Linked DNA regions of Mus musculus: regions 1, 2, 4 and 5 are each linked to region 3. The links are chromatin loops, found by intact Hi-C in ENCODE. Cell type or tissue: heart. All regions are shown on one strand. Each heading gives the region's core, and the rest is flanking DNA. Links, peaks and the distances in the headings are about the cores only.

Region 1 (5,855 bases), core at 374-5,373, 92 kb after region 3:
AGACTCTGTTTGGAGTCTTGCCTGATTAAATGTTTCAATTTGATATGTAGTACTTAGCGTAACTCACTCCATTCTGCTTTGGTTAGGACATAGTACAGGAGTTGAATTTAGAAAGACTGTCTTTGGAGGTAGGAGAGAAGCCAGTTGGGAACACTGGCATTCTTCCAGAGGGTTTAGCGTTTGTTGTTTTGTTTGTTGTTATTGTTGTTTTGCCTTTTGTTTTTGTTCGGGACAGGATTTCTCTGTGTAGTCCTGGCTGTCATGGAACTTGCTCTGTAGACCAGGCTGGCCTTGAATTCATAGAGATCCAACCGCCTCTGCCTCTCATAAAGACGAGTGACACCACCAACCAGTCCCAGGGCCTAGGTTTGATTTCCGGCATCCACAGGGCAGCTCACAACTACCTGTTACTTCAGTTCCAGTGGATCTAACACCTTCTCTGGCCTCTGGGAGCACCAGTCAGCACACACTGCACAGAACACATGTAGGCAAAGCACTCCTACATAGAAAGTAAATTTAATGTGATAAAACAAGAAAAGACAAAGGAAAGATGAGAGCGGAGAGATGGCTCAGTGGTTGCATGCTGAGCTGCTTTTTCAGAGGGCTGGGCTTAGTTCTCAGCAGGCAGGCGTCAGCTCACCTATGATTGCAAGTCCAGGTCCCGGGGACCCAACACCCTCTTCTGGTTTCCATGGGCCCTGCACAAAAGTGGCACAGAGAATTCATGAATCATACACATAAAATAATAAAATTCACTTTAAAACCCCCACAAAGATGGCCTCATATACATTTTATTTACTACCTCTCAAAGGCCTTGCCTTCAAATACCACCATGTTAGGAGGTAAAACTTCAATTATGAATTTGTGGGGACACAATATACCCATAGCAGGTTCTTTGGGTTCCCAGTTTTCATTCTTCTCAGCATCTTCCGCACATATCTGTGGGGAGAAGAGGCGGTTGGCTCAATGTATGGCTTGGTCTTCTTTGGGGCTTATTGGCTTAGCAGGATCCTAAGCAAGGCTCCCAGAACTGATTGTGTAATAGCTGTTCCATGTTAAGAGGAAACCAGCTGGAGCCGGGTGTGACACAGGAGATATTAAACATTGTAAAGACAGTTGGGCGTGATGGTGCATGTCTTTAGTTCCAGAGCTCAGGAGGCAGAGACAGGTGTGTCTCAATGATTTCGAGGCCTGGACAGCCAGCCAGGGTTAGTACACAAAGAAACCCTGTCTCAGGAGCCTAGCATCTGAGAGGCTTTATCCAGCATCGGATGGAAACAGATGGAGAGAGACTCACAGCCAAACATTAGGTAGAGCTCAGGGCGTCTTACAGATGAGTCGGGGAAGGACTAAAGGAGCCAGAGGGATCAAAGGTACCACAGGAAGACCTACAGGGCCAACTAACCTGTGCCCACAGAGACTGAACCACTAACCAAAGAGCGTGTATGGGCTGAACTTAGGTGCCCTACATATATGTAGAAGATGTGTAGCTTGGTCTTCATGTGGGTCCCCTAACAATTAGAATGGGGGCTGTCTCTGGTTCAGACTCTACTGTCTGCCTTTGGGTCCCTTTCCCCTAGCTGGGATGCATTGTCTGGCTTCAGTGGGAGAGGATCCTTTTAGTCCTGCTGTAACGAGATGTACCAAGGCAGGTTGGTACGGGGTGGGGTGGGGTGGGGTGGGGTGGGGGGCTCACCTTCTCTATGGGGATGGGGAGAGAAAATGGGGGGAGATGGGAGGGTGGGACTGGGTTTAAAGTGAATAAATTAATTAATGAAAAAAAAATCATAGAAACCCCTGTCTTGGAAAACAAACAAAACCAAAAACAACAAAACACACAAGCCACCCCACCCCCACCCCTGAGACTGTAAAGCCAGACACTCACATACTCTCAGATCTGTCTTTACTCACGGAATTTACGGTTGCAGGCAAGTAGGGGTTGGAGCTTGAGGCTGACCTCAAAGAAACATGGAAGGTTCTGGTCTACCAGGGCTCCTACAGAATGGGTCAGTCGGCGTTCAAAATGAAGTCTCTACCCCATTTTTCTTCAGACTTGGACTTGAACTTAATAATAATAATGTCTCTATAACAAAGAATTAAGACAATGAGGACCTCCTGAGGCCCAGTCACCTTCCCTCCAGAGAAGGACTGACAAAGCAGCTCAGGGCTGAATTAACGCATCTTCTGGCCACATTGTAATCTAACACGTCTTCCTTCACCAATTACTGTCGTTTTTTGTTTGTTTGTTTGTTTGTTTTCTTTCTTTTCTTTTTTTGGACAGGAAACCAAGGAGGCAGTCATGTGGCACCGAGTGATCAGTAACAGCCCTACGGCTGGGAGTGGCCCTTGCTTGTCTTTTGGCCACACTCCCCTGCTGGACACCTTTGTCTCATATGTACAAAGGCACAGGGCCCGCTTGTTTTTTTTCAACTTAATACCAAATCCTATTGCGGGACTCTAGCTGAGCTGATGCCATTGGGCTCGTAGATTTCGACCTCCTGTCCCAGTTTCCTGAGTAAAAAATAGTCCTGTGAATTATTGTCAGAGGAGGAAATGAGTCAGCCCCTTGTCACACGATTAACTCCACAATTAAGACTCTCCCTCTTCCCTTTTTTTTTTTTTTTTTTTTTTTCTCTTCTTTTCTTTTTTGCTGGCCGACGGGGGTGAGGGTTGGGAAGAATTTTCACAATTCAAACATACCCGCTCCCACCCCTCCCTACCTCACTGCCTCCCACTCCGTTTGCTAAACTTGTCAGGATGTGTTTAAGTAGCAGGCCGGTTTTGAGTCTCTGCCAAGGGCAGGGCAAATCCTGCCCCACCAGTTAGACACATCTGTCCAGGCACGCTTGAACCCACGGCACAGTTAGGTTTCCTTCCACGTTCCCGAAGAGCAGAAGCAGAAAAGAAAACAGGAGTCACAGGAGAGCTGGTGCAAGGACAGAGCCATCCTGTGCCCTGCCTGCCCTGGGTCTGCTGTGTGTTATTTATCGATGCTTGACTCTGCTGTATAAATTGCCTTTTTTCCCCCTGTGCATACTCTGGATTATCAGTACTGTGAGGGTCAGATTGTGTTCCTCTCTGGTCTGAGTGTAGTGCTCAAGGGGTATGTTTTTGACAATTAAAAAAAATATCTATAGAAGGCATGGTGACCGATAGGCTAGTTTTCTGCCACTGGAGAAGTGAACCAATTTAAAACAGATTCAATTATATTAAAGGCAGGTTTATTGGGAAGTTGCACTAGGGCAAGTTCACTGGCCCCAAGGATTGAGGCCAGGAGAGGAGTTGCCTGGGGGGAGGGGGTGGGGGAGAGAGTAAGAGAGAAAGAGACAAAGGGCACTCTCCTGCAGAGAAGAGAAGAGAAGAGAAGAGAAGAGAAGAGAAGAGAAGAGAAGAGAAGAGAGTAAAAGAGAAGAAAAGAGAAGAGACGGGAGGGGAGGGGAGGGGAGGGGAGGGGAGGAAGAGGCAGGGAGAGAGGGAGGGGGAGAGAGCACTCATAAAATGATGTCTGGATTATATAGGGAAGAGCCTCTGGGGGAAGAACAGGCCAGCCCCTTGGTTGGAAAGTTCAAGGTATTCCAGGTAGGACTGAGGGATGCTGGGAGAACCTGGAAGTCATGTCTCCTTTGATATGTAAGATATGCACCGCAGTCCCTTGTCCCAGGTCCAAAACCAAAGAGTGACCAGGAATGAACTTGGGGCAGGGGTTAAAGAAAACATAGTTTCGCTCTTTACTTTGAACAGAGAACACTGTAAAAAAGCAACCCATGATTTTTTGTTTGTTTGTTTATTATTGTTGTTTTGTTTTTTAAGGACTGGAATTGAGTCCCTCCTCCTACTGTGTGGGTCTGCGTTTCAAAGGATTGTGACAAGGATTGCACAGCAAGCACACCTTCTCCCGCTGAGCCGTTCTCTTTCTGCTGAGAAATATAACTCAGATGGCCAGTTCAGCCGTCTTCAGTGACAGTCCTGGGGACATGATTAACTGCAGTCTGCCCTTTAAGGGTGGCTGTGCTGTCAGGTACCATGCAGACAGGAGGGACACAGCTGTACACGATAGAAATGCCTACATTTCTGTGATTCTGACCTTATATATTTATTTTAGATAGGGTCTCACTATGTAGTCCCTGCTGGTCTGAAATCTTACTCTGTAGACCAAACTGGCCTTGAACACAGAGAACCTACTGCCTCTGCCTCTCAAGGGCTGGGTAATGTTTCTGATCTTTGAAAGAAACAGCAAGCACGCAGCCAAAGTCACCCAAATGCAACTCCCACACCACGCCACACCAGCTGTTCTTGCATCTTACATTCCTGGGACTGTTCATGATACACCATAGCAGATAATAGAAATGTGATTTTCGTGATTATTATTTTAGCAGTAATAATAACTGAGTAACGCTCTCTCAAATCCTGCTGAAGCTTACGCTGAGGACTGTTCTGTCATTGTCACTAATGAAACCAAGGGAAGCCGAACAAACCCTTCAGCTTCATTTGATTTTGTCGTCAAGCTTGGAAGCTCTGAGCTGAGTGATAGGCTGGCTGCAGTTACCTAACCACAGATCGTCTGTCCGCTGGGTCAGGGGCTGAGGTACCACAAACGTGTGTCCAGAAGTTGAAAGGTTCAACTCTGTGAAATCACCAAGCCTGCCTGTGAGTCCGTCCAAGTGTCTGATGGGTAACCTCTGACAGGGCCAAAAACTCCAGCTTGTTAGAACAGGTTAATGCCACCGTTTGAAGAGCCTTGACGTTAGATCGAACTCTCTCTTCCTTCCTCTCTCTCTTATTTATTTATTATTTTTTAAAAGATTTATATATTAACATTGTAGCTGACTTTAGGCACACAAGAAGAGGGCGTCAGATCTCATTACGGGTGGTTGTGAGCCATCATGTGTTTTCTGGGATTTGAACTCAGGACCTTGGGAAGAGCAGTCAGTGCTCTTACCCACTGAGCCATCTTGCCAGTCCCTCTCTCTTTTTTAAAGATTTATTTATTTTATATATGTGAGTACACTGTTGCAATCTTCAGACACACCATCAGATTCCATTCCAGATGGTTGTGAGCCACCTTGTGGTTGCTGGGAATTGAACTTGGGACCTCTGGAAGAGCAAGTCAGTGTTCTTAACCGCTGAGTCACCTCTCCAGCCCGACGTTAGATTTCTAATGTACAGGTAGGTCACCAATTACTTCTCTTTCACTTAGCCCAACCACATGTGTTGCATCTCGCTAATAACGTTGTAGTCTACCGTGTCCAGACAATTTTCCTGAGCTTAGCGCAAAATGGAGGACTCCCTTTTCTTAGCCGGGCTTCTTCTCTGCCTGATCTGGGGAGCCTGGCCCACACTCTTCCTGGGGAAAGTCACATAATCCGTGGAGAAATTACAGGCTCAACTTTCTGGAATGCATCTCCATGCAAATGAGGTAACCTTGAACCTCAGACAATGAAACTTCATCCTAAGAAGAGCCCCTTTCCACCCTCCAAGGTTCACCCCGAATAAAGGATGTGCATACAAACACACCCGAATAAAGGTAGGTGCACAAGCTAAGATCGTCTGGGAGAGCGGTTTCATTAAGACTCTTGCGGAGGGCACCCCACTCCTCACTCCCAACCAGACCGGCGGATTCATCCTCTCAGCCTGGTGTGCTGCATCACCTGGGCACCCTGAGAGGGAAGAAACAGAAGCTGAGGAACCACATCTGACTCCAGGCTCGCCTCAACACAGAGATCCGCATGCCTCTGCCTCCCGAGTGCTGGGGATAAAGGCGAGCGCCACTACTGCCCGGCCTCTCCTCGCTCTTTCCTCAGCTTCCTCTCAGCTATCACATCTAGTTTCACACTCTCACATTCAATCTGTCATTT
Region 2 (5,855 bases), core at 458-5,457, 100 kb after region 3:
CACATTTTTATTTCTTTAGAAGACAAAAAAAAAGCATACAGTGCAGTTATTTTCAGCGAAATGTCTGCCTCTTTGCTACTGAGTTAGGTCAAATTATTTTATGCCTTTATTCTCAAATTTATTTATGCTTTTCCTTGTATAACTACTAGCAGTTTGAAAACAGTTTTATTAATTAACAAGCTGGGACGCAATATATCATCACATCTTTAGAGCTTTGGCGCCAGCTAGTGGTAGTAGTGAGGAACTGCACAGTCATGTTCAAACCCCAAAGTCTTGTTTTGCCAATTGCCTTTCTCCTGTTTCTCCCACGTTTTTCTTCATCAACACAATGGGGGAATTCTTGCAATCGGTCAGCGAGGAATAGAAGGAATTATAGATGAATTCAGAAAGACCAGTAGGCGAGAGGCAAAGGGAGGAGAGGCCAGACAAACGCAAGCACTTTCCTAAAGGATTTGAGACCATTTGTTTCTTTAGATTCCTGGCATTCGATAGAGCAGTTCAGATTTTGCCAATGACTTTTGAGCCTTTTGTTTTTTCATTTGTAGATAGGTTTGAATACATACCTAAGCCACGTGGTGACTATGAACCTCACCAGAACAGCCCCGAGGAACCCTGTAAGTGGAATTTATGTTTGCTTCTAAGCAGCACATATTTCTAGTGTGGACAGGAATTCTGAGATGGCATTTGTATCTGGTACTCCATGGGAAAAAATACTCAATTTCATGCAATTTAGATGTGGAGTTCAGCTTACTATCAAATATGCTTATTCTAAATTTATGTTTATGATGATTTCCATGAAAACCAAAAATGTGGTATTTATTTTAAGAACAAGGAATCCTTGGTAAGCTATTTTCTTTCACTTAATTAAGGAATACATGACCAAACCGGGGCTATAGAGGTTGCTAATAAATAAATCTCGAAGCAGAGATATTACATTCATTAAATGGTGGGAGCTGCTTATAACTCTCTTACTTGTTGCTAAAATCAATATTGCTAATAATATACATGGAATTTATTATGAAAAAAGGCTGAAGGTGGTGAAGGACTTTTCTTTCGAAATTTCATTTGTAGATCTGTGTTGGTTATGGAGAACAAGGACCATCCAAGCTGGGAAGCACTTCTTGTGTTGTTTTTGGAAGGTAAGTCTGGCTTCGGAAGTTTAGTAATGAAGAATTGGCATAGTTTAATCCTGAAGCTTGGTTGATGTGTGTGCTGTTGGGAAATAATGTTTAAAATCTTATTGATGAGAGATATCTCACCACAAAATAGATGGTCATGGTGCTGCTGTATGAGGCATTTTAAACTCTTGCTAAAATCTGAATAGTTTATATAGAAAATTCCTCATTTTCACCAAATGCTGGTGGGCAAAGTGCTGTGACTTCTTTTTGGTATTTAATCTTTTAAGCTTTGATGTGTAAGGACATTTTTAAATAGCTAGCTCTCTCTCTCTCTCTCTCTCTCTCTCTCTCTCTTCACCTTTTACCTCTTAAGATGGAAGCTAATCTTACATAATTGAATCGGTTTCAAATCATACTTGAAAGGAAGTATCATTGTATTTTTGGAAAAAGATAATTGATTTTAACAAGGCTGTATTAATGACAGATTATAAATTGAAATAAAAGTGGAGGATAGTTGACATTAGTTTTGTAGTGTGTCATCCTTATTTTAACTGCTCAGTTTATCATTAGGCATATCTTTAAGACTGTTTAGTGGTTGCTTTAAAATATTTTGATGCCTACTATAATCCGTATATAGTTCCCCATATGCTGCCAAGCAAATGCTACAAAATAGCATCCTATCATAATCTGAAATTTGCTCATAAAGATTTTAAGATTTATCATTGCAGTGTTATTTCTTCTTTCCGAAATCGTGCGATCAGAAATTAACTGTATATTCCAAATGAACACATTTAAAAGGATGCAAATGTGTCTGAGTAATTTTCTGATTTAAAAAAGAAAACCTCTTTAGAGATCCGTCTGTGAGTTTGACACAATGATGCCAGCAAATAACCGGTTCACTCAGCTCCAATCCTTGCATGTGAGATGGTCTATAAAATTTTTATAAAAGAAATAAACATTCTTATTCAAGGCCTTGAATGTGACGACATAAAGAGAAACTTACAAATAAACAGACTTGCGCCTTCTCCCTGACATGCTCGTCTGCAGACAGTGAGGCCTACTAAAATTCAGAAACAGAGTTAAATATTTGCTTGGCTTCCAGATGCCACGACTGCGAAGCTGCACTGCTCTCCCCCCCCCCCCCCCCCGCGTTGGGAGCTGGGAGCCCTCCGTAGAGCATCCCTTTAGGAGGCATTGGTGCAGGATGAGGGGGCGCAGATGCCAGCCAAGCGCTGCAGATGGTCCCCCTCATTAGCCTACAGCGCTCCACACAGCCATCCGGAGGAGGCTCGGGATGGCACTTGGACAAGATGTTAAGCTAGCCTCCTGTTCAATGTCATTACGGTTTCTCCAAATCCTCTGCTCAGTGCGCCCTGCCAGGTTCAGGCCAAGAGAGGTGACAGCTCCAGGCCGATGTCCCCATAGCCGACCTGGGAAACGTCCTAATTCTGGGCTAACCTAGACCATCCGCGAACGCAGTGTGCTTCCCCGCATGACATGCCATTGGCAACCTCCTTTCTCCTCTTCCTCGTCTGCCCACTACTTTATTAACGCTATGGGATTTTAATTTCTGTTTTCTTTAGCCTTTGTTTACGAACCATCATTGGAATCAGGGCATCCAGCCCGGGGAACCGGAAATGTTAGTTAAGTTTCTCAGACGAACAGCAGGGGGAGCGCATACTGTTTTACGGCCTGCAGTTTCTCAAACTAGATTGGAATAATTATGATAGTTGGGGTCTTACAATTAGAACATAGATGTTTACAATCTGTGTACATGTGTAACAAAGATTGCAGAACACAGACAATCACCATTCACTAAACGTCAGTTTTAAGTCACATAGGGTCCATTTTTATTTAAGTACTAGAGGTGTGCTAGGATGTTGGGGGTGAATGGGTGACAGGAAAGAACTTGACAGCAAGAATCTCTCTCTTTTGTCTTGTACTACAGGCAAAAGAGAGCCTTTATTGCAATCATCTAAAATCCTTATGCGATCTTGTAGCTGTCTGTCACCTCTAGTCACAGCTTAAAACGAGTTTATATTTTCTTTTTCTTTAGATTTTTATTTTATAAGCGTTTGACTGCATGTATGTGTTTTTATTATGTTCATGTCTGGTGTCCGAGGTCAGGACCTTGAAACTGGAGTTAGGGATGTTTGTGAGCTACCACCTGGGTGTCAGAAACTGAACCTGGTCCTCTGCGAGAGTAGTGATTGCTCTTAGTGGCTGTGTCTCCAGCCTCAGCTCCCACACTCAACAGAGAAATTCAAGTGGATCACTTGATGACATTTTTGGGATGGTGAAAGTGAGGAGAGGCTGTCCTGCAATCTGTTTTCTGAGTCAGACTTCAGTTTTAGATTTTAAAGTTGAGAACATTTTTAAAAAAGATTTGTTTTATTATATGTAAGTACACTGTAGCTGTCTTCAGACACACCAGAAGAGGGCATCAGATCTCATTATGGATAGTTGTGAGCCACCACGTGGTTACTGGGATTTGAACTCAGGACCTTTGGAAGAGCGGTCAGTGCTCTTAACTGTTGAGCCATCTCTCCAGCTCCAGTTGAGAACATTTAAAGCCCGGTGGGCTTTTATATTGTGCTCCCGGTCCATGGATCTGTAGCTTTGTCCTCCTTTAAGATAATTTAGGATGTCTGAACTACTCTTTGCTTTGTAAACCATTTTGATGTCCACAGACAGGCATTTTATATATTGTGGCTCACTGATGGCTCCCCTGGAGGGGCAGGAACTCTGGAGTGATGCTTAGGGTTTAAACTGAAGACTCAGCTTGCAGCCGTACAACAGTCACTTCACTGTGTGATCCACGACTATGGTAAGAACTATTTTGTAAATCTACACAATTTCTATGCAATGATTTTTGGGTTTCATTAGAAACAGCCCAAAACCAAGCATCAGCTCTACATTGGCAAGGGTGTTGAGTATTGGTTGGCTCTAAAAACACAATTAGACATTAAGAGTAGGGCTGGAGAGATAGCTCTGCTGGTAAGATCACTGACTGCTCTTCCAGAGGTCCTGAGTTCAATTCCCAGCAACCACATGGTGGCTCACAGCCATCTGTAATGTGATATGGTGCCCTCTTCTGGGGTGTCTGAAGACAGCTACAGTGTACTCTCTTTTTTTTTTTTTTTAAGATTTATTTATTTATTATATGTAAGTACACTAGAGCTGTCTTCAGACACTCCAGAAGAGGGTGTCAGCTCTCATTACGGATGGTTGTGAGCCACCCTGTGGTTGTGGGATTTGAACTCAGGACCTTCGGAAGAGCAGTCAGTGCTCTTAACCGATGAGCCCTCTCACCAGCCCCAGTGTACTCTTATAAATGAAAAAAAAAAGGGGTGGGTATAAGGGCCAATGATGGCTCTGGGGGGTGACAGCACCTGCCACCCAGCCTGACAACTCAGGTTTGAGCCCTGGGATCCGCTTGATGGATGACTTCAGTAAGCTGTCTTCTGAATAAAAGGCAATAAACGCTGAACACAACAGCACACACCTATGATGTCAGGCTTGGGACCTAGAAGCAGGTGGAGTTTTCGGCCAACTTTGCTTAGTTTTGGGTCAGTTAGGGCTGCAGTTGAGTGGTGGTGGAGGTGGTGGGGCCAAGTGCACAAGGCTCTCTGTGATGTTCCATGTGCTAGGTAGGAGAGGGTGAGGGTTTTGGAGGGAGGCCTTACAGCATTTATGCTCCAGGCTGGTTGATCTGGTGACAAAGAACAGGGTCCCTGAAGAATCAATCAGAATGCTAGCACAGCAAATAGAAAACAATATAAAAAATATAACTTAAAAGTTCTCACTCCCACAGGTTTAGAATATATTTTCAAAAATTTCTCTTGATGATTAACTGATTAATGATACAACCCAGAAAACAAGTTTGAGTGGAGAATATATGGTTGCTTCCTTTCCATGGCAATCGCTAATAACATTGCTCATTTTATTGTTCTAAATAATATTATATTATTTTATTGCTCATTAATCTGATAAAGGTAACAGCAGATACTTTTTAGTTTACTATTATTACGCGTGCGCACGTGTGTGTGTGTGTGTGTGTGTGTGTATGTGTGTGTGTAACATGTAAGCAGAAGTGTGGAGGTCAGAAGACAACTTTTGTGAGTCAGTTCCCTTCTTCCATGGGACTCAGGGAACGACTTCAGTCAGGATTGTGTGGCAAGTGCCTTATCTTCAGAGCCATCTTATCAGGCAACAGACATTGCACCTGTAAGCTCCTCTCCCACACGATCTCCTTTTGATTGCACCTGTGACATAGATATGCAGATATGGTTGCAAGCTCTGACTCACAGTGCTCCTCTGAAGATAGATCGGAAAGATTGTTTTATGGCTACTTTCAGGTACCCTGTGCCGGGGAGCACAGTTTATTCAGCTATATGCTGACAGAAAGAGGAAATGGGTTAGAGTGACATCCAGTTGTATCAAGTATTGTTCAACAGTATCTTTTTTGAAAAAGAAGACTCGTGCTTTCCAGATTCGATGCACTGAGCACTTGACTTGACCCATAGAGAGAATATGTACAGTAATATGCAAAAATAAAAGGTGGGATGGCCTGGAGCTTAGTTCAGCCATAGAGTACTTGCCTAATATGCACAAGGCTTTGTCCAGATTCCAATCCAGGAAGGAAAAAACAAAGAGCAAGAAAATCTGAGGTTTATTGACACACACCTGCAACCTCGTACTTGGGAGGCAGAGGCTGCTGGGGACATGGAGTTCCAG
Region 3 (5,855 bases), core at 406-5,405:
CCCCACCCCTTGGCCTTTGACCAGCATTACAGCCTTCCAGGGCCCTGACAACACACGAATTCCAGCTGAGAAGCAGTTACCAAGGAGAGTGCATCTCCCCTTATCCTCAACAAAAGTCTAGAATGTTAGGTTGAAAGGAAACTGGGACCCCACTGGAAGACCCATACCTCATCATCCTTACTACATACACTCTGCTGCTGTCAAGGAAGACCATAGCCACACCTGGATGCATCACTTTCAGATCAGGTGATCAGGGGATGATGACCCTGCTGCAGAAAAATGGACTGTCATCAAGGCCCGAGAAGATCCACTGAAGATAAGACTCCCGTGTGGCTGTCACATCATGTATTAGTTATAGACTAATAATGTTTTGTCTATGTTCCCTCCCTCTTTTATGGAGTATATGTCTAGACCCTCTTGCCTTAGATGTCTCACAGCTCTTGGCCACCACTTGTCAAGTGGGCATTCCTTTCTTCACCTCTGGGTTAAAACTCTTTGGTTTGCATGTGATCACATCCCTGCTTTTAGCTCTTTGGCGTATGTATCAAAGCCCCAACTTTTGTCTCTAGTATTCCTCAGATGTTTGTATGCGACAGTGTGGCATGGAGAGAGTACTTGTTTTTGCAAATCTCTCCAGCCCCCTGGAGCAGAAAAATGCAGTTCCTCCCCTTCTATCCCTCATAGAAAACTTAGGATTGTCAGCTGCCCTTCTAACAGTTGGCAGCCATTCTTCCGGCAACAGCTACAACAATGGCTTGGTGTCATTTACAAAAATGTAAGATGTCAGATAACCCAGGATTTATTTGCATTAGAAAAGTCTACTGTAAAATTAGAAGAACAGGTCGATTCATTAACCGAGGTACTCCAACAGCATGGTAGGGCACTTGATCTGCTTTATGCACAACACAGAGATTACTGTATGACCTTGGGGAAACGTGCTGCTTCTACGCAAACTACTAAGCAAACTATTCAGTTTGGTTTGGCATCACAGAGAGAGGGAAAAGGCCCTACAAGGAGGAAGTAAAAGCCTCCCATTTCCTTTCTCAGGTTCTTCCTGGCTAGTAACTCTGCTTTCAGTTGTCACAAGGCCCTTAGCTCTCCTGCCGACAGAGGTTGGCCCCTGCAGCATTAATACTATGAAATATTATGTTGTTGGCTAACTTTATGTTTAAAAGTTTAAATTTTCGGTGCTCCAGAGAACTATAAAGCAAAATTAGACCTCCAAATGTTAAGGGCCGTTAAGGGTTAAATTTTTTTTACTGCTGTTTCTGTTTTGCTGGAGAAGGAGATTCTGTTTGCATTCTGTTTGTGAGAGAACAAATGGCTGAGCATTGCATTCAGAAGTCCTGAGTCTCAGCTGGAGACCTAGCGCTAGGATCTGAGTAAGAGACCTTTCTTTGTCAGATTGTTGAATCTCTAACTGACCCCAGGCCCATAATAGGGTAGTGGTTTTTAAAATACATTTCAAGCCAGGCAGTGGTGGCGCAAACCTTTAGCCCCAGCACTTGGGAGGCAGAGGCAGGCAGATTTCTGAGTTCTAGGCCAGCCTGGTCTACAGAGTGAGTGTCAGGACAGCCAGGGCTACACAGAAAAACCCTGTCTTAAAAAACCAAAAAAAAAAAAAAAAATTCAAAAGAAGATATTTGTGTTCAAACATACTTAAAACAACAAAGAGAAAGATAAAAATACTCTGGGTTTTCAACTATTAACACATTAAAACATCCCTCGATTTTTTTTCTAAGCCCATATAACTATTTTAGAAATTGGATTTTTTTTCGGGGGCAGTTAAAGAAGTATGTTTGGGAATGAACGTTGTGAAAACAGTCACTACCACCACCACCACCACCAAACCCAAGTGGCAGAGTCTATGGTACAGTTCTCAGCCTGTGGAGAGCCACCCCAAGCATCTCAGATATTTTGCACATCCGATACTTACATTACAATTTATAGCAACAAAATTAGTTATGAAGTAGCAGCAAAAATACTTTTCTAGTTGGAGGTCACCACAACACGAACTATATTAAAGGGTCGCTGCATTACGACGGTTGAGAAACGCTGCTCTAAAAACAGCTTGAGAGGTGGGGCCTTATGAGATCATACCTCAAAATTCCCAAATAGAGTAAGTACGTGTAAAGGAACCCTGAGAGTCTTAGAATCCACTTCGGTGATTCTGTTAGAGCTGTGCCCGCTTGCTGGGCTCTGGGTGGATGAAGTGATACTGAGTGACCGCTTGGGCCCCGAGCCCAGGGCACGTGGGAGAAGTGGAGGGCCTTCGAGTAAGCGAGCACGAGTTTGCAGCGTGGACTCATCCATCTCCCTGGGGCAGAGGTGTTTGAGCACCAGCAACTGAATGGGACCTGGGGCCAGAGGGCAGTTGGCCTCTTGCAAAGTCCGGGTCCCAGCTCAGAGCCCTAACCCCGAAACTGGCGCCACAGTCAGCCGGTGGAGCGAGATAAAGCGGGCAAGGTTCTGCAGGTCCAAATCAGGGAGTGGCAGCTCCGATAGCAGCGCACGGGCCGGGGCTCCCGGTGTGCTTGCACCAACTGTTTAAACTGCTTCAAAGAGCCAGGGCTGGAGCGACCTTCGGCAAACAGCTGCTAATCTCTAGCAAGGGGGTGCTGTCCTACAGAGGACTGGGGGGGCCGAAGGCCTCCTGCTCGCGCTCCGCCCCCCGTGCGACTTCAGCCCACCTGACTCCGCCATGCCCCGGACAGCGAGAGGAGGATCAACAGTGGGGGGTCGAGGGGAACGCGGGAACTCCGGCCGGAAGCACTCAGGTCCATGCCCCGCCCTCGGGCTCTTGCTCCTTCCACTGGCCCCCGTCTTGTCCCCCCCTCCCCTTGCCCCGCCCTAGGCCTTTGCGGGGGGCCCTCGGGTCCTTGCCCTGCCCCTGTACGCGATTCCAAGCTCTTGCCCCGCCCCTTACCCCGCCTCCATGCCCTTGTCCTGCCTCTGGCCCTTGCCTCTTGCCCTAGCCTTTTCTCCGCCTCTAAGTTCTTGTCCCGTCCCTAGGTCCTTGTTCCGCCCCCAGGGGGCGGGGGCGGGGCGGACTAAGGCTGGCCTGCCACTCCAGCGAGCAGGCTATCTCCTAGTTCTCCGCTGCTCGGACTAGCCATTGCCGCCGCCTCACCTCTGCTGCAAGTAGCCTCGCCGTCGGGGAGCCCTACCACAGCGTCCGCCCTCAGCATGATGGACTTGGAGTTGCCACCGCCAGGACTACAGTCCCAGCAGGTGCTGCCCCAACCTTCGGGCCCCTGGGCTGTGCCAAGAAGCCGGCAGGAGCTCGAGGGGATAGTGGCTCCGGGAGGGAGGGACAGTCTGAGCCAGGACTACGACGGCAGGGCCTGGGAACTGCCCCGCCGAGCTGGGAGGGCAACGGAGGATGTTGGGGCCGCGACGAGAGTGGGGTCCGAGCCTGAGGTCTCCAGGGGCGGCGAGGTTGGGGTGTGGAGGAAGCTCTGACTTCGTGGGGCCAGGCAGAGACACCACCACCTCGCTGGGTGGGAGGCGCAGAGGCGGGAGGGGGGTGGATGCTGGCGGTCTAAACCGGCGCCGCCCGGCCTTTTCCGGGGCAGCGTAGTTTCCCTGATTCGGTGCCGGTAAAAATGTGCCTAGTCACGGGGCCGCGCTCGGGGGAGCTGAGGTCTCTCCTCGGCGTCCGCCCGAAGCCCTCCCCAACCCCCGTTCTACGACTTGGTGAGCTCGGCCGTCTACGGCCTCAGCCCGAGAGCTGGTCTGTAAGATCACGCCTGTCCGTCTTGATCCAGAAAAGCCCAGCCCTCCGGGGGCGGAGGAGAAAGTCACCGGGTGGCCCTCGTGCTCTGGCGCCCCGACGGGCGGCCTGCCGGCAGGGCTCCGCACGCTCCTTCAGCCTGGGAACCCGGGAATGGCCTCGCGCCGGGCGCAAGGACGTGCAGACCTGGGCGGCGGGCTCCGAGGTCCGAGTGGGCCCCATGCTGGGCTGTGTGTTCTGAGTATGGTGACCCGCGGGGCCCCACGTAGTGTGCGAGGCTGTGGCTTCTGGCTGGCTTACATCGGCCAGTTGGCAGTCACAGAGGCCCTCGGTTGGCCCTTTCCTGCTCTATAGCGTGCAAACCTCGCTGCTCTGGGGCCAAGGGACAAGTTGGAGCTGTTGATCAGTTGCGCAATTGTTATTTTCCCCTGGGCGGCTTTGTCTTTGGATTTAGCATTACAGAGTTGTAATACCAAAATGTATAAGGCAGGATATTCTGGTCCTTGCCGTCAAGGGTAAGAGTAATAGATTAGAATTTGTTGCTTTTTATACTGTTGCAGAAGTTTTGCTTTTAGACATTTATTTATTATCCCTCGCTTGTGTCCTTAATACATTTTTCTTTGCTGTTTGAGATTCTGCCTCAATTTTCTTAGCATGTTGCGCACTTTGAAGACAGCGAATGGGACGCTTGCGTTTCATAACACTTTCTTGCTAAGTTTTGAAGATTGTTATGTAAGTGAAAACCAGTTTCTGGTTATACTTCAGGCAGTTTTAAAGAAGTAAATGCTTATGTTGGCACACACGCGCGCACACACACACACAAAAGAGTCGGAATTGGATTTTTAGGAAAAGAAACCATTTAACTCCAGGGAATGTATAACTCGGTAAAGAGTAAGTTAGTTTAAATGTAAAGCTTTCGGCTGACCTGGAAGGTCCTGGTGTCAGTTTTTAAGTTACTGACAGTGCATTAATTCTACCCCTCCCTTGAACTTGGCCCCGAAATGATTGGGGTTGTAGCCTGGTTTTCATTAGGATGAATAAGTAAACTGTATTTTCTGATTTCTGCTCTTCATGAGTAATCAGAAGGAATGCTTCCTGGCCACAGGATACACGGTGCAAATGAACTTTGACTGTAAAGTTTTTTTTTTTCTCTTTCCTGTGTAGAATAACATTTCATTTACAAAAATGGCAGCTGTGCTGCTTTCTTTCTCTGCCGTGTGAAAGCTTTGTTAGCCGGACATTTCTAGTTCTTTCCAGACATTGATTTAAATATTTGAAGACCTTGAAGAAATCATTTAAGATCATAATTCAGCTAAAAAGCATTGTTTGATAGTCCAGAAGGATTTGAATTGAGTTACAGATTTAAAGACATGGTGAGAGTGATTCAGCTGTGGCACTGTAGCATTTTGTTTTAACAGTGCTCATGGTTAGTAGACTCCATGGTTCTTCAGCACCGGGTTGCGGGGGTGGGCATCCATTACTTTCCCACTGGTGTCTAGGAAAGATAAAATACTTTGTTGAAGGCAAGAGATGAAGTTGATCTTGAATAAGACATATGAGATTATTTTTAAAGACACATTCGAGATTGGCCTCTCCAGAATGAAGGGAGAGAGAACAACTTAAGAAAAACTTGACTTTCTAGATAGGTGACACATCTCTGAATCTCTGAGACACTACAGAAAAGCCATGTGTAGGTGGATAAACACAGCTACATCAGTCTCTCTGCCTTAGAAATAACTAGGACCACTTTGGAATTCCATTTGTACTAACAGCGGTCCTTACACAATGCTGAGGAACAACCCTCTTTTAGAACTGACAGGAAGCGTTGAAAGCCAGATATACATTTATTTTTACTTAGGATGCGTCACGCTCAGCAAAGCTACAGGAAAAGGGAACACTTGGGTAGTTACCCTTATTTCTAGACCTTTCCTCGGTCATGATCCAGCATATTTAAAAGATTTTCATAAATACATCATTCTTAATTTTGTCTTGAACCAGGGTTAGCTTGAAGATGCAGGGAAAACTAAGAATTTCCGTGCTAGAGACTTGTTAAGGTTAGTGGACACTCCCTTGCAAGTCAAACAATAGTATAATTGCCTCGGATGTATAATTTCTCAATAAC
Region 4 (5,855 bases), core at 422-5,421, 68 kb before region 3:
CAAAATCTGCCCCAGAGGAAATGTGATTTCCTAATCTAGACTTTCAGCATCCTTCCTGGTAGATTTAATCTGTCTAGATTCAATCTAGATGCTCTCAAGTGGGTTCTGTGATTTGTCTGTCAACTGGGATTACCTAAATATTCTAGTTCAGAATTTAATTTCAGACCTTCCTTCCCCTGTTCTTGCATCGTAGGGTTCCTGGGATGGCTGCCCAAAGGAAATGAGGAAGTAGATGAAGCCCATGTGTGATTGACTGTGGTGTTTTGAGGCTAGGGAAGGGGAACCTACTCTTAGTCTGAGCAGCTACCACTATTTTCCTCAACACAAGTTGGGCCCAGTGCATCTCCTGGGACATTGGGTCCAGCCAGCTGGCTCTGATGAGAGTGGTTTCTAGTCCTAGAAGAAGGTCTCTCTCTCTCTCTCTCTCTCTCTCTCTCTCTCTCTCTCTCTCTCCCTCAAGATTTATTTATTTCATGGATATGAGTACACAGCAGCTGTCTTCAGACATACCAGAAAAAGGCTCCAGATATCATTACAGATGGTTGTGAGCCACCATGCAGTTGCTGGGTATTGAACATCAGGACCTCTGGAAGAGCAAGCAGCCAGTGCTCTTACCACTGAGCCATCTCTCCAGCCGTGCCTGTATCTCTTGAAACCCCAGTCATCAATCTAGGAATAACCCTTCCTTTTCCTAACCTTCCTAATGTTGAAACCTTTAATACAGTTCCTCATGTTGTGGTGACCCCCCAACCACAAAATTATTTTTGTTGCTACTTCATAACTATAATTTTGCTACTATTATGAATTGTAAATATTTTTGGAGATAGAGGTTTGCCAAAGGGGCCGTCACCCACTTTGAGAACCACTGCCTTACCACATCTCCTTTTACACTGGGCTGGCTGGAACAAAAGTGGCTCCCATAGGCTCATATATTTAAATGCTTAGTTCTCAGGTAGTAGATCTGTTTGATGGGCTATAGGCTTTTTGGAGGAAGTGTGTCCTTGTTGGAATAATCATGTCACTGGGAGTGGGCTTTGAGGTTTCAAAACCCATGCCAGGCTCAGTCTCCCCTACCCCACCACCTCTCCCTCCCCCTCCCCCTCCCCCTCCCCCTCCCCCTCTCCTTCCCTCTCCTTCCCCCCCCCCTCCCCCTCTCCATCTCCCCCCTCTCTGCTTTCTGCCTACAGATCAGGATGTATTAAGCTCTCAGCTCCTTCTCCAGCACTATGCCTGCCAGAATGCTGCCACACGCCCCACCACGATGATAATGGCCTAACCTTCTGAAACTGTAATCAATCCCCCGATTAACTGCTTACTTGTATGACAATTGCCTTGATCGTGGCGTCTTTTCACAGCAATAGAACACTAACTCAGACACATATCACCTATTTCTTCTCCCACCACAGAGGGGAAAGTAACCAAGTCACATCTATGCAGTTGTGCAAACTGGTTTTATTACATCAGTTTTATCTCCACATTAAGGAGCAGAGCGCTTTATGTTTATGTTTTGTGATAGAGAGCCCCTCTGCACAATAATGTGCTTTACATTTGATTGACAAAACAATTTGGTAGAGGGAGGGCTTATACATATGTGCCCATTTATGTGTAGAAGATACCAGTTGGCAGTCCAGAGCCTGAGGAGAAAGAGGAGTAGAGAAACCCAAGAGAACTTCCCACATTGTCCAGCTGCACTCTTCCCAAGCCACAGTTTTAAATAGAAAATCCACTTGCTTAAACTTTCCCATTGCCTTTAGGATAAAAATCTCACAGATGAGCTTAGATCCACGAGGGACTGAAGAGTTGGCTCAGAGGACCTGGGTTCGGTTCTTAGAAACCAAGAGGTGGTGTTGTCTTTAAATATTCCTCAGCAGAGATGAGGCAGGAAGAGGAGAGTCAGGCTGGAAAATGTTGCTCTCTCAGATTAAGCAAGAGGGGAAGTCATATGCAGAAGCAGGCTGGTGCTGGAGGGAACTGGAGGGAACAGAGAAAGGGAATTCTGGGGAATGTGGTGGGAAGGTGGGGATTTTCGGTGGTGGTGGTTTTTGGAGGTGGGTGGGTGGTAAAAGACAGGGTCTAGCAATGTAGCCTAGGCTGGCCTCGAACTCACAGCAATCCCCTTGATTTAGCTTTCAAGAGCTGGGATTGCAGGTGTGTGGCACCTAATTTAAGAAGGCCGCTCTATAGTTGGGCGTGGTGGCACATGCCTTTAATCCCAGCAGAGGCAGAGGCAGGCGGATTTGTGAGTTCGAGGCCAGCCTGGTCTACAGAGTGAGTTCCAGGACAGCCAGGGATACACAAAGAAACCCTGTCTCGAAAAAAACAAACAAACAAAAAGGCTGCTCTAAACAAGCAGAGTTCACTAGTAAAAATGAAAGCCAGAACAAATCAGCCTAGCTCTGAGCCATCTGCCACCTTTTCTTTTCTTTTCTTTTCTTTTTTAACCAGCAGAATAGAGAGGAAAAGTGTACAGTGGGCTTCAGTCAGAGGTGGAGGTTAGGAAGACAGGAAGGAGACAATTTGTCAGGGAGAGAAGGCTCCTGTCAAGACAATAACTGAAAAACGAACAGAAACAAGGAGAGCAGGCAAGCAAAGAGAGAGGGCTCCTTGGTTCTGTGAACCACTGGGGGTTGGGGAGCAGGGAAGGGCCCCCACTTAGTGAAAGCTCTCTGAACCGGATAAAGCAATGCCAGAATTTTCTAGTATTTTCTCAGCAGAGTGAAAAGGTGAATGTCCTCTTAAATCATTAACCTAACAGGCACTCAAGTCCGGGCAGACTCTGTCGTGCGGGGCGATAAGATTCTGTGACCACTCCAAGGCTAGAAAAGCACGCTCCACCTTCCGTGACTGAACAAGCCCAGTCCCGGCTCCCCCTTCCTGCTGAAGTAGGTCAGAGGTCTGCACCAGGATGGCCTGACTTTCCTATCGACCACATTCCAGGATGTAGGGCCTTCAGCTGACAACCAGCTTCAGGCTTTTAGGGGGTTGTGCTCTGACCCTCCTTGATCTCCTCACCACAGGGGACAGAGGCTGGGAGGCCAAGGAGATATTCTCAGAATTCACAACTTCCCTCTAAACCTCACTAGGACATCTTGGCTTACCTCAGAATTCCTTGTTCAAATGTACGAAGACTAATTCCAGGACTTGCCTAGACTTCTTTCCCAGCGCAGACAACAGTACTAGGAAGTGTAATTAGCTCCAGGCTTGCCAAGTGGAACCTGCTGCAGAGAGCATGGAGTGCAGCCTGGAACAGCCACTTGAAGGCCACTCTGTCAGGGGTGGGAAGAGAAGAGAAGAGTTTTGAATTGGGGTCCAGGCTCCCCCATAACTTTACTTTCTGGTAAAAAGAAAACTTCAAAGAGTTCAAGAATTTTACATTCTAATCGGGCTGGTCTTTGGTTCTTTTATCAAAGTGGAAAGATCCTCTTTATCAATTTCACTTACAACTTCCCCACAGTTAAACATATGAATTATATTGTCTCATTTATCCCTTTACCTTTGGCCTTTAATGGACTGGCCTGACTCCATCTTAAGTTTAAAAAAAAAAAAAAAAGATTAAAAGCCATCTTGTTACAAGGTCAAAAAAAGTTCATCCCTGTTATCTGTAAAACTTGGATTTGACCACGTCTTACCTATTTTCTGGAATTTGTCACGTTCCACACCCTATACCCCAACCTCCACCCTGATAAGATAAGATGCCCTGCCAAATAATTTTGAAATGTTCAGCCAAGTTCCTACATAGCCAAAAGTCCTCCGGAAATCCCCCAACCCTTGAAAAGCCCTTGCTCTTACAGTTTGAGGAGGGGGCTATATAAACCCCAGTGTCTCCTATAGCCAATGCTATTTTCCCAAACCTTTACTCCCATTTAGTGGGATTTGTAACACCTTATAAATGTTAAGAAGAGGCCTGACCCCTGTAATGTATTATTTCCCTGTTATAAAACAAAACAAAACAAAAACAACAACAACAACAAAACTACCCTTCAACATGATCATTATAAGTTTATTTGATATCAGTTAGGTCAGAATTACACTTCAAAATGGTGAAAAACAGAGATTGATTTAAAATCTTGTTTGGATTTCCCAATAGATTTAGTAGCTTATATTCTCTCCTCAGATGTTGTTATCATTTGGTACCCTCTGACAGAGTATATGTTTCTGTGTTTTATTAAGCTGCCCTGTTTCCATTTAAGTTATCAGTTCTTATCTTCCTAGGATATTTAAGTTACACAGCGAAGCCTTATGTAGAAGGCCCCATGACCAAATACCGGAGCAAATTCCCAGTCGGTCCCTTTTGATCTCGAGGCTTGCTCGGGACTCTGTCCATCTCAGATGCTTTCTGACATGTGCAGCTTCACCTGCGCTGTACCCGACTCCTTCCTGGACCGTCCCTGAGCCATCTTCCTTCATACTTAAAGGTGTAGAATCGAGTGAGAAGAAGAATGCTTAGCGGCTGCACTAGAGAGAAGAGGGAGCCACTGTCCCACAGTGGCTGGTCCTATAGATCCATAGTCTTTATTGCCTTTCACCTTAACCTCCCCCTCCACTGCATAACATCCTCCAAATGGGAGAGGACCCTTTCAGAAGAATCCATGCTAAGACCCTTGCAGAAAAGTCCGCCAACACATCTCAGTGCCTTCTTTGCTTGTTATCAAATGGAGAAGTAGGAAGTTTGGTTTCTAAAGAGTGAGACAAGAGCAGCTAGCTGAGGTGGAGGAGACTTGACTCCCTGACAAGCTGCAGTTAGGTCACCAGTTGAATGACATGGGTGATGTCATCTTATTTTTCTCTTCCTGTTTTTTTTTTTTTTTTTCCTTTTTTCTGTGAAGTGTACTGAAAGAAATGGGGGCAGGTAGAATTTATTTAGCTTACTCTTTTACCTCAATGGCAACAAACTATCCCATCCAAATGTCAATATTGATAAGAGGTTGAGAAATTCCAGACCAGATAAACTATTTCTAAATCTCCTTTCAACAAAAATTGAATAAGATGTGTTCCTTGGTCATTGCTGTTGCTGTTCTTTTTAACACGCAAAATCATTTCTCTTTTACTCAAAATCACTCAGCCACGGGTCTGAGTCTCCAGAACATTCCTTCCCTGTGTTGGCTCTGCTCTTCAGCTGTGCTGATCTTATTCCTTCGTAACCATATGCGCTCTGGCCATCCTGCTGGCAGAGAAGGAGAAAGCAGATTAGAATAGTGTGCCGGATCTTCCATCTCTGACCTGATACAAATCCTGCACTCAGGAACAGGTGGATCTCTGTGAGCTTGAGACTGGCCTGGTCTCTATCATGAATTCCAGTATATCCAGGGCTCTGTTACACAGAGAAACCCTGACTCAGGGAAAATAACAAGGAGTGCGTACAGACAGGTGTAGTCATCGCTACAGGACCACTTTTAGTTTGTTCTCATCACCTCTAAAAGAAACTGTATGGATTAGTAACTTCTACTTTCCCTCAACTCCCTACTCTATCCCTAAGTAAACACTAATCTACACTCTATTTCTACAGCAACCTATTCTAAACCTTACTCTCATTGTGGAATCAGAAACTATTTTTCACATAGCATAGCTTTTTTTTTTTCACATAGCATGTTTTCAAGGGTCATATGAGTTATACCTTTCCTTTAGATGTCATAAACAATGTTGTTATGAACATTTAGATAAGAGCTTTTATATGGTCATATTTTCATTTCTTTTGGGTTATACATCGAAGAGAGGAGTTGGTCCATGTGATAACTGGATTTAGCCTTTTGAGAAGCTGGCATATTTAGGGCCAGCAACATGGTTCAGTGGGTCAAAGCACTTGCCACCAAGGCTGGCAGTCTGAGTTCCATTTGCAGGACCTACACAGTAGGTTG
Region 5 (5,855 bases), core at 466-5,465, 76 kb before region 3:
GATGTATTGGAAGTAGAGAGACCATCTTACAGCATGCTCCTTGGTGCTGATAGAGTGTGTCTTATGTTACCGATGAGCTTACTGTGTTTCATCTGGACATAGCAACTGTCAAAAAGAAACCCATCCCTGCTAGGCGTGGTGGCGCACGCCTTTAATCCCAGCACTCGGGAGGCAGAGGCAGGCGGATTTCTGAGTTCGAGCCCAGCCTGGTCTACAAAGTGAGTTCCAGGACAGCCAGGGCTACACAGAGAAACCCTGTCTCGAAAAACCAAAAAAAAAAAAAAAAAAGAAAGAAAAGAAAAAAAAAAAAAAAAGAAACCCATCCCTACTGCATTCCTTCTGGGGGTGGGGGGGACGTAGTTAAGGACCCACACACTGATAGTTGGGTAGTCACAGGCCGGCATAGTTGGTGTCTTACAGATACAATGCAACTGGAGATTTTGTGACATTGCCAACCTCACAATGTAGCACAGCACATTCCATCCCTGTCATGACATTGTTGGAGTAGATACAGCCACCATGCTGTTACACTTATGAAAGTACAGCACAGTTATGTACAATACAGAATGCTTCCTAAGGACAATAAAGGAACACAGTACCCACATGTGCGTTGCTAAGTTAGTGTTTTTGTCTTTATTTTAGAGTGTGGTCCTACGTACTAAGAAAAGTAAAACAGAAGAGGTTGGAGAAGCAGCTCCGTCGGAAGAGCACTTGCACCAAGCTCGGCATTCGACCTCAGCACCACATAAACCCAGTGTGGTGGAGTCCTGTAATCCAAGCATCCAGGAGGGAGATGCAGGAGAATTCAAGGTTGGGTCTGGAGAGATGACTCAGCGGTTAAGAGCACTGACTGCTCTTCCAAAGGTCCTGAGATCAAATCCCAGCAACCACATGGTGGCTCACAACCATCTGTAATGAGATCTGACGCCCTCTTCTGGTGTGTGTGAGCTACAGTGTACTTATACATAATAAATAAATCTTTGGGCTGGAGAAAGTGGGGCCAGAATGAGCAGGGCTAGAGCGAGCAGAAGTTCTGAGTTCAATTCCCAGTAACTACAAGATGGCTCACAACCATCTGTACAACTACAGTGTACTCATATACATAAAACAAACAAACAAATAAATCTTTTAAAACAAAAAAAGAAACTCAAAGTCATCTTCAGCTACATAACAGGCTACGTGAGATCTTTTCCAAGAAATAGAGAAGGCAGGTGATGATTTGTCTCAGTGATTAATCATGCTTGCTGCACAACTCTGAGGACCTGGGTTCAGATCCTAGCACCCATAGAACAAGCCAGGCATTATTGTATGCGTACATGTAACCCCAGGGCTGTAGAAGGTAGAGAGGGGAGACTCACTGGAGCCTATTAACTGCCTATGTAGTGAGAAAAAATAATAACCCCCAGGTTTATAAACAGACCCCCACACACGCAGAATAAGGTAGAGAGTGACAGAGGATGCCTAACAAACACCCTGGTCTGGGCCCCTCATGCATGAGCAGAGGCACAACACAGACCAGATCAAAAGGAGTTTACTTAAAAGTTTGTCATGTTAGGCCAGCAGCAGCCTCCTGATGCTGCATTTACAGTTGCTGGTTGCACAAGAGGCCATGTCATAGAGTAAATTAGCTCATACCATTGAGGCTTACGAAAGCACACTCAACGATACGCTCACAAAGATGTATCCCTGTTGTTAGTGACCATGGTTACAGTCTTTAAGCCACTCAACCCCAAAACAAAGCTTCAACAATGTTTAGACAGAGAGGAGCAGGAGAGCTGAGGAAGGGCTGGTCTGTTTGCACATGGTGTGCATGCAGCAGGCCAGCTTCTCTTGCCTGTGGGAACAGTCCTTGAAGTGTACACAGGATATTTCCCATCGGTTCTGTGAAAGGCAGGAGGCTCCAAGGTCACTGCTTGCCCCGTGTTTGATCTCCTCAAGTCCACAGTGCACACCAGTAATTTAAAGGTTGTAAAGAAAACGGCTCAGTACTGCTCTCCCTAGCAAAACATATTTGACCAACGTGCTACCTATAAACACCCCACAAAATGAATAGGTTCTGAGGCTATGGACGTCAGGAAACTGCCTCTCTGTGTTGAAAGGCTCCATCCTCTTCTCCATTCACCAAAATCCAAGTAAACAAACAAACAAACAAACCACCTCATCAGAAAGTTTCATGATTTTATGTCTATAAGAGGTGTCCACCGGAGCCCTCGAAATGCCGGAAGTGCTGATATAAAAGCCCATAAGTGGATATTCAAATCCTGCCTGTAACTGAGCCAGATGGAAAGAGAGGAGAAAAACATAAAGTTGGAGCCAACAAAGTGTAGTGATTCTTAGAGTTTTGTACAAATGTTTCTTTCCAGTATTGGTTTTCACTTAATTCCATCTGGGGACTTACTTCATGTCCTTCCAATTGTCTCCTCTAGATGGCAATAGAGGTGAAAAAAATGCCGGCAGGTCTGGGTTCTCAGTAGAGTTCAGTGGCAACAAACGGCCATAGACCACCCTTCTCCAAACACATGCCTGCTTGTTTTGTTTCTAGACAGCATGTGATTATATAGCCCAGGCTGGACTTGAATGCATCGACATCCACCTACCTCTGCTTTTGCCTTCTGAGTGCTGGGCTTAAAGGTGTACACCACCATGCCTGACCAACAAGGTTTTGTTTTGGTTTTTGCTTTTGTTTTTCCCTCAAATAGATCTAATCACATAGCAATGCAAATGATTATTGATAATGGATGAGGGAATTAACCCCCTCCCCGAACCCCCTTCCCCATGCATGTGTCTCCCACAGGCTTACGATGTTGTCTGTATCTTTAAAATAATGCTAGCTGTACTCTCCTCAGGTCCTGTGGCATGCTGGTTACAGAGGCATGGTGATTTGTGTCCTTCCTCTGGGCATCTGATACGGCCCAACTCCAAACCACCTGGTTTGCTAACGTGTTGGCTTCATTTAAGATCCGTGACAATGCTAGGTTGGATCCTCTTGTCAGCTGATGCTTGGAGCCAGCTGTAAACTGGTCCCTGTACCATCAGGAGCTGCACCGAACTGAAGCTGGGGAAGTTAGCAGAAAGGTAACACTTCATTAAAAGTGTGCAATTTACGGTTGAATTAATAAAGCAGGAGAAAAGGAGTGGAGCGGGTCCAGAGAGGAGACCTTTATGCTCTATATCAAAGCCCCACTAGGGATATTTTAAAAGCCTTACCCTTCACTGCTTCATTGAATCTCATCATTAGACAATAAAATGGGGTCTACCAGCAAGATGCTCTCCACAGAATCTGCTGACAGGGAAAAACAAGGAGGCCAGTCCCCGTAATGGATGGCATTTCAAAGGCCATACAGTGCTCCAAAGAACTCTAAATTGTCCATGTGTAGTGAGCTGGACAGGGGCTAAAAGGTGGCCCATACCTTCAACGTGGTAAAATGAAACATCTCTGAGGGGAATTAAAAAAAAAGTATAATCCATAAGTAAAAGTAAAAGAGGCAGGCGGATTTCTGAGTTCGAGGTCAGCCTGGTCTACAGAGTGAGTTCCAGGACAGCCAGGGCTACACAGAGAAACCCTGTCTCGAAAAACCAAAAAAAAAGAAAAGAAAGAAAAGAAGTGAATATCAGTTCATATATTCTTTAACTCAATTTTGATCTCTCTCTCTCTTTAATTAATTTTGGGGAAAGGAAGGGTTGAGGGTTGTGACAGTATTTTATGCAACCCAAGTTGGCTTCCTATTTGCTGTGGAACCAAAGTTGACTTTGATTTCCTGAACTTCTGCCTTCACCTCCCTAATATAGGACTATGGGTATATACCAGCACACCCAGTTTCTTCCTCCTCCTCCTCTTCCTCCTCCTCCTCCTCCTCCTCCTCCTCCTCCCCCCGCAATCATTCCAGGAAATTGCTATTAACATCACACCTGTCCTTAGATGAATACCTACAGTAATTAGTGTGTGTTGAAATCGGTTAATATTACGGCCAATTGGCCTGACTCCCTTTCCCAAGCCACTCCTGGTGCTCCAAGATCTCTATATACTTTCCCATGGGCTCTGAGCATAAAGACAAAATCGGATTCTAAAGTGAACAGGACGAGGAGCACGGAGATACATGCTGCACACTGGGTAGGAGCAGGAGCCTGGAGGACAAGCCGCTTTATATTTGCTGTGTAACCAAAGCAGTGGGATCACACCCAGCCTGCATGCCTCTTAAGGACAATAATACCCTGAGCTGCAAGCCAATGGTCCTTAGCACCAATCGACCCAAGAAGTGTGATACACACAGGGCAAAACTAAGTCCCAGGAGGCTTGGATGCTCTTCCTGACTAGCTATCCATGTGTCCTGCCTAAACCATCATTCCCAGATCTCTGTTATCTTTAAATGTGTTCAAGAAAGGTCCTTCCAGAGCTGTGGTCCTTCATTCCTCTCTGGTGCATGATAATATAAGAAGAACCAGATATTTGAGGGGCTAGAGAGATGGCTCAGCAGTTAAGAGCACTGGCTGCTCTCCCAGAGGATACGCTTTGATTTCTAACACCCACGTGGCAGCTCACAACTATCTGTAACTCCAGTGTCAGATGATCTGATCCCCTTCTCTGACCTCTTTGGGAACCAGGCTTACACAGACACACAATAGGCAAAACACTCATATACATAAAATCTAAGAAGAGAGAGAACCCAGGCAGAGTAGTACATGCCTTTAATCCCAGCACTCAAGAGGCAGAGGCTAGCCTGTCGCTGAAGAGTTCACGTCAGGTGGCTGGAGATATGGCTCAGTGGTTAAGCGCAATGACTGCTCTTCCAGAGGTCCTGAGTTCAATTCCCAGCAACCACATGGTGATTCACAACCATCTGTAATGAGATTTGATGCCCTCTTCTGGTGGGTCTGAAGACAGCTACAGTGTACTCATATAAATTAAAAAAAAAAAAAAAAAAAAAAAAAAGAGTTCACATCAAACCTGGTCAATAGAGTGTGAGTTCAGGATAGCCCGAGCTGTATAGTGAGACCCTGTTTTGGGAGTGGGGTGAAGGGGGGAGGAAGGGGGAGGAGGAAGGGGAGAAGGAGGGAGGAGGGATCGATATTTAAGAGAGAAGTGTGGTATGTAGTTCAGTGGCAGAGGGCTTGCCTAGCATGCAACACTTCTCTCTTAAATATCGATTCAATCCCCCAGCACCATCAACGAACAATAAATATAACAGATAATTGGCTTCCAACTTTGGTTCCTGGCACACAACTCCAAAGCCCATAAAGGCCCCAGAGTGTGGAATGCTAATGAAAACCACTGGGTGCTGGAGGCCCCCAACTAGCTTCAGGATAGAGACGGATCCATTTCTCATTGCTGGAACCAAAATAATTTAAGGAAGGAAGGGTTTATCCTGTGGTCAGTTTGAGGGCATTCGGTCCATCATAGCCCAGAAAGTATGGCGGCAAGAGAGCGCGAGATGCATAGTCACATTGCAAAGTCACATTGCTTCTGGTACTCTGCTTGCTGCTTCCTTTTTCTCTCTGTGCTCAGGCTGAGACAAGGGGTGACCGTCATGGACTTCGGGCTGGGACTTTGGAAAAGCCTTGACAGACTTGTGCACAGGTGTGTCTCTAGGTGAGCCCTAATGCAGTCAGAGTTGGTAAGGAAAACTGACCACCCCAAGTCACCAACCCCCAGCCTCTAGAGAAGGAGGGAAGTCAAAGACTGAGTTGATTGACAATGATCAACAATTGATTGTGTTTACATATGAGATACCACCTCCATCAAAGTCCTCAGGACAGAACTTGGAGGGTCTCCACACAGCTGAACACGTGGATTCCTCTCCCCCGCCCCTCCCCCACACCCCAGCATTTTGCACCCATCTGGCTCTTCATTATGCCCA

What was found. A loop is a pair of places that touch in the nucleus more often than their neighbours do. Peaks named below come from ENCODE experiments on the same cell type or tissue, not always from the same donor. Only the 100,000 strongest peaks of a DNase experiment are listed, where the experiment ranks them.
Region 1: it touches region 3 in a loop (5-fold over the local background); 6 of 42 quality-filtered maps call a loop at or near these places.
Region 2: a loop joins it to region 3, with 2.9 times the contacts of the local background. A loop is called at or near these places in 6 of 42 quality-filtered maps.
Region 4: it touches region 3 in a loop (3-fold over the local background); 21 of 42 quality-filtered maps call a loop at or near these places.
Region 5: it touches region 3 in a loop (2.9-fold over the local background); 15 of 42 quality-filtered maps call a loop at or near these places.

What each region holds. Positions count from the first base shown.
Region 1 is chr2:75,609,999-75,615,853 of GRCm38, reverse strand. All of the region lies in intron 1 of Gm50595, which reads left to right. It overlaps Gm39853 (a long non-coding RNA gene), which reads right to left and starts at 2,462. Exons shown (of 3, transcript XR_866455.2): 1 at 1,912-2,462; 2 at 803-939; 3 at 501-698. In heart, for the core only: CTCF peaks have their summits at 2,389 and 5,056 (motif pointing left); DNase peaks (open chromatin) are centred at 2,443 and 2,823; H3K27ac peaks cover 1,246 bases.
Region 2 is chr2:75,600,261-75,606,115 of GRCm38, reverse strand. It overlaps Gm50595, which reads left to right. Exons shown (of 7, transcript XM_017319380.1): 2 at 1,072-1,139. Among named protein-coding and RNA genes, the nearest start is that of Gm39853, 10 kb to the left of the region's middle. In heart, for the core only: a CTCF peak has its summit at 2,781 (motif pointing right); no DNase peak of the experiment used is centred there; H3K4me3 peaks cover 725 bases; H3K27ac peaks cover 509 bases.
Region 3 is chr2:75,701,740-75,707,594 of GRCm38, reverse strand. Nfe2l2 (nuclear factor, erythroid derived 2, like 2) reads left to right here and starts at 2,932. Exons shown (of 5, transcript NM_010902.4): 1 at 2,932-3,231. The coding sequence starts at 3,187. E030042O20Rik (a long non-coding RNA gene) reads right to left here and starts at 710. Exons shown (of 2, transcript XR_003953858.1): 1 at 168-710. In heart, for the core only: CTCF peaks have their summits at 3,018 (motif pointing right), 3,701 and 3,900; DNase peaks (open chromatin) are centred at 2,974, 3,684 and 3,814; H3K4me3 peaks cover 3,591 bases; H3K27ac peaks cover 4,412 bases.
Region 4 is chr2:75,769,779-75,775,633 of GRCm38, reverse strand. Gm34657 (a long non-coding RNA gene) reads right to left here. Exons shown (of 2, transcript XR_374734.2): 2 at 3,975-5,161. Among named protein-coding and RNA genes, the nearest start is that of Gm34657, 3.9 kb to the right of the region's middle. In heart, for the core only: no CTCF peak of the experiment used is centred there; DNase peaks (open chromatin) are centred at 2,003 and 2,883; H3K4me3 peaks cover 612 bases; H3K27ac peaks cover 1,403 bases.
Region 5 is chr2:75,777,911-75,783,765 of GRCm38, reverse strand. It overlaps Gm13657 (a long non-coding RNA gene), which reads right to left. Exons shown (of 5, transcript XR_001783382.2): 3 at 2,801-3,055. Among named protein-coding and RNA genes, the nearest start is that of Gm13657, 4.0 kb to the right of the region's middle. In heart, for the core only: CTCF peaks have their summits at 2,411 (motif pointing right) and 4,865 (motif pointing left); no DNase peak of the experiment used is centred there.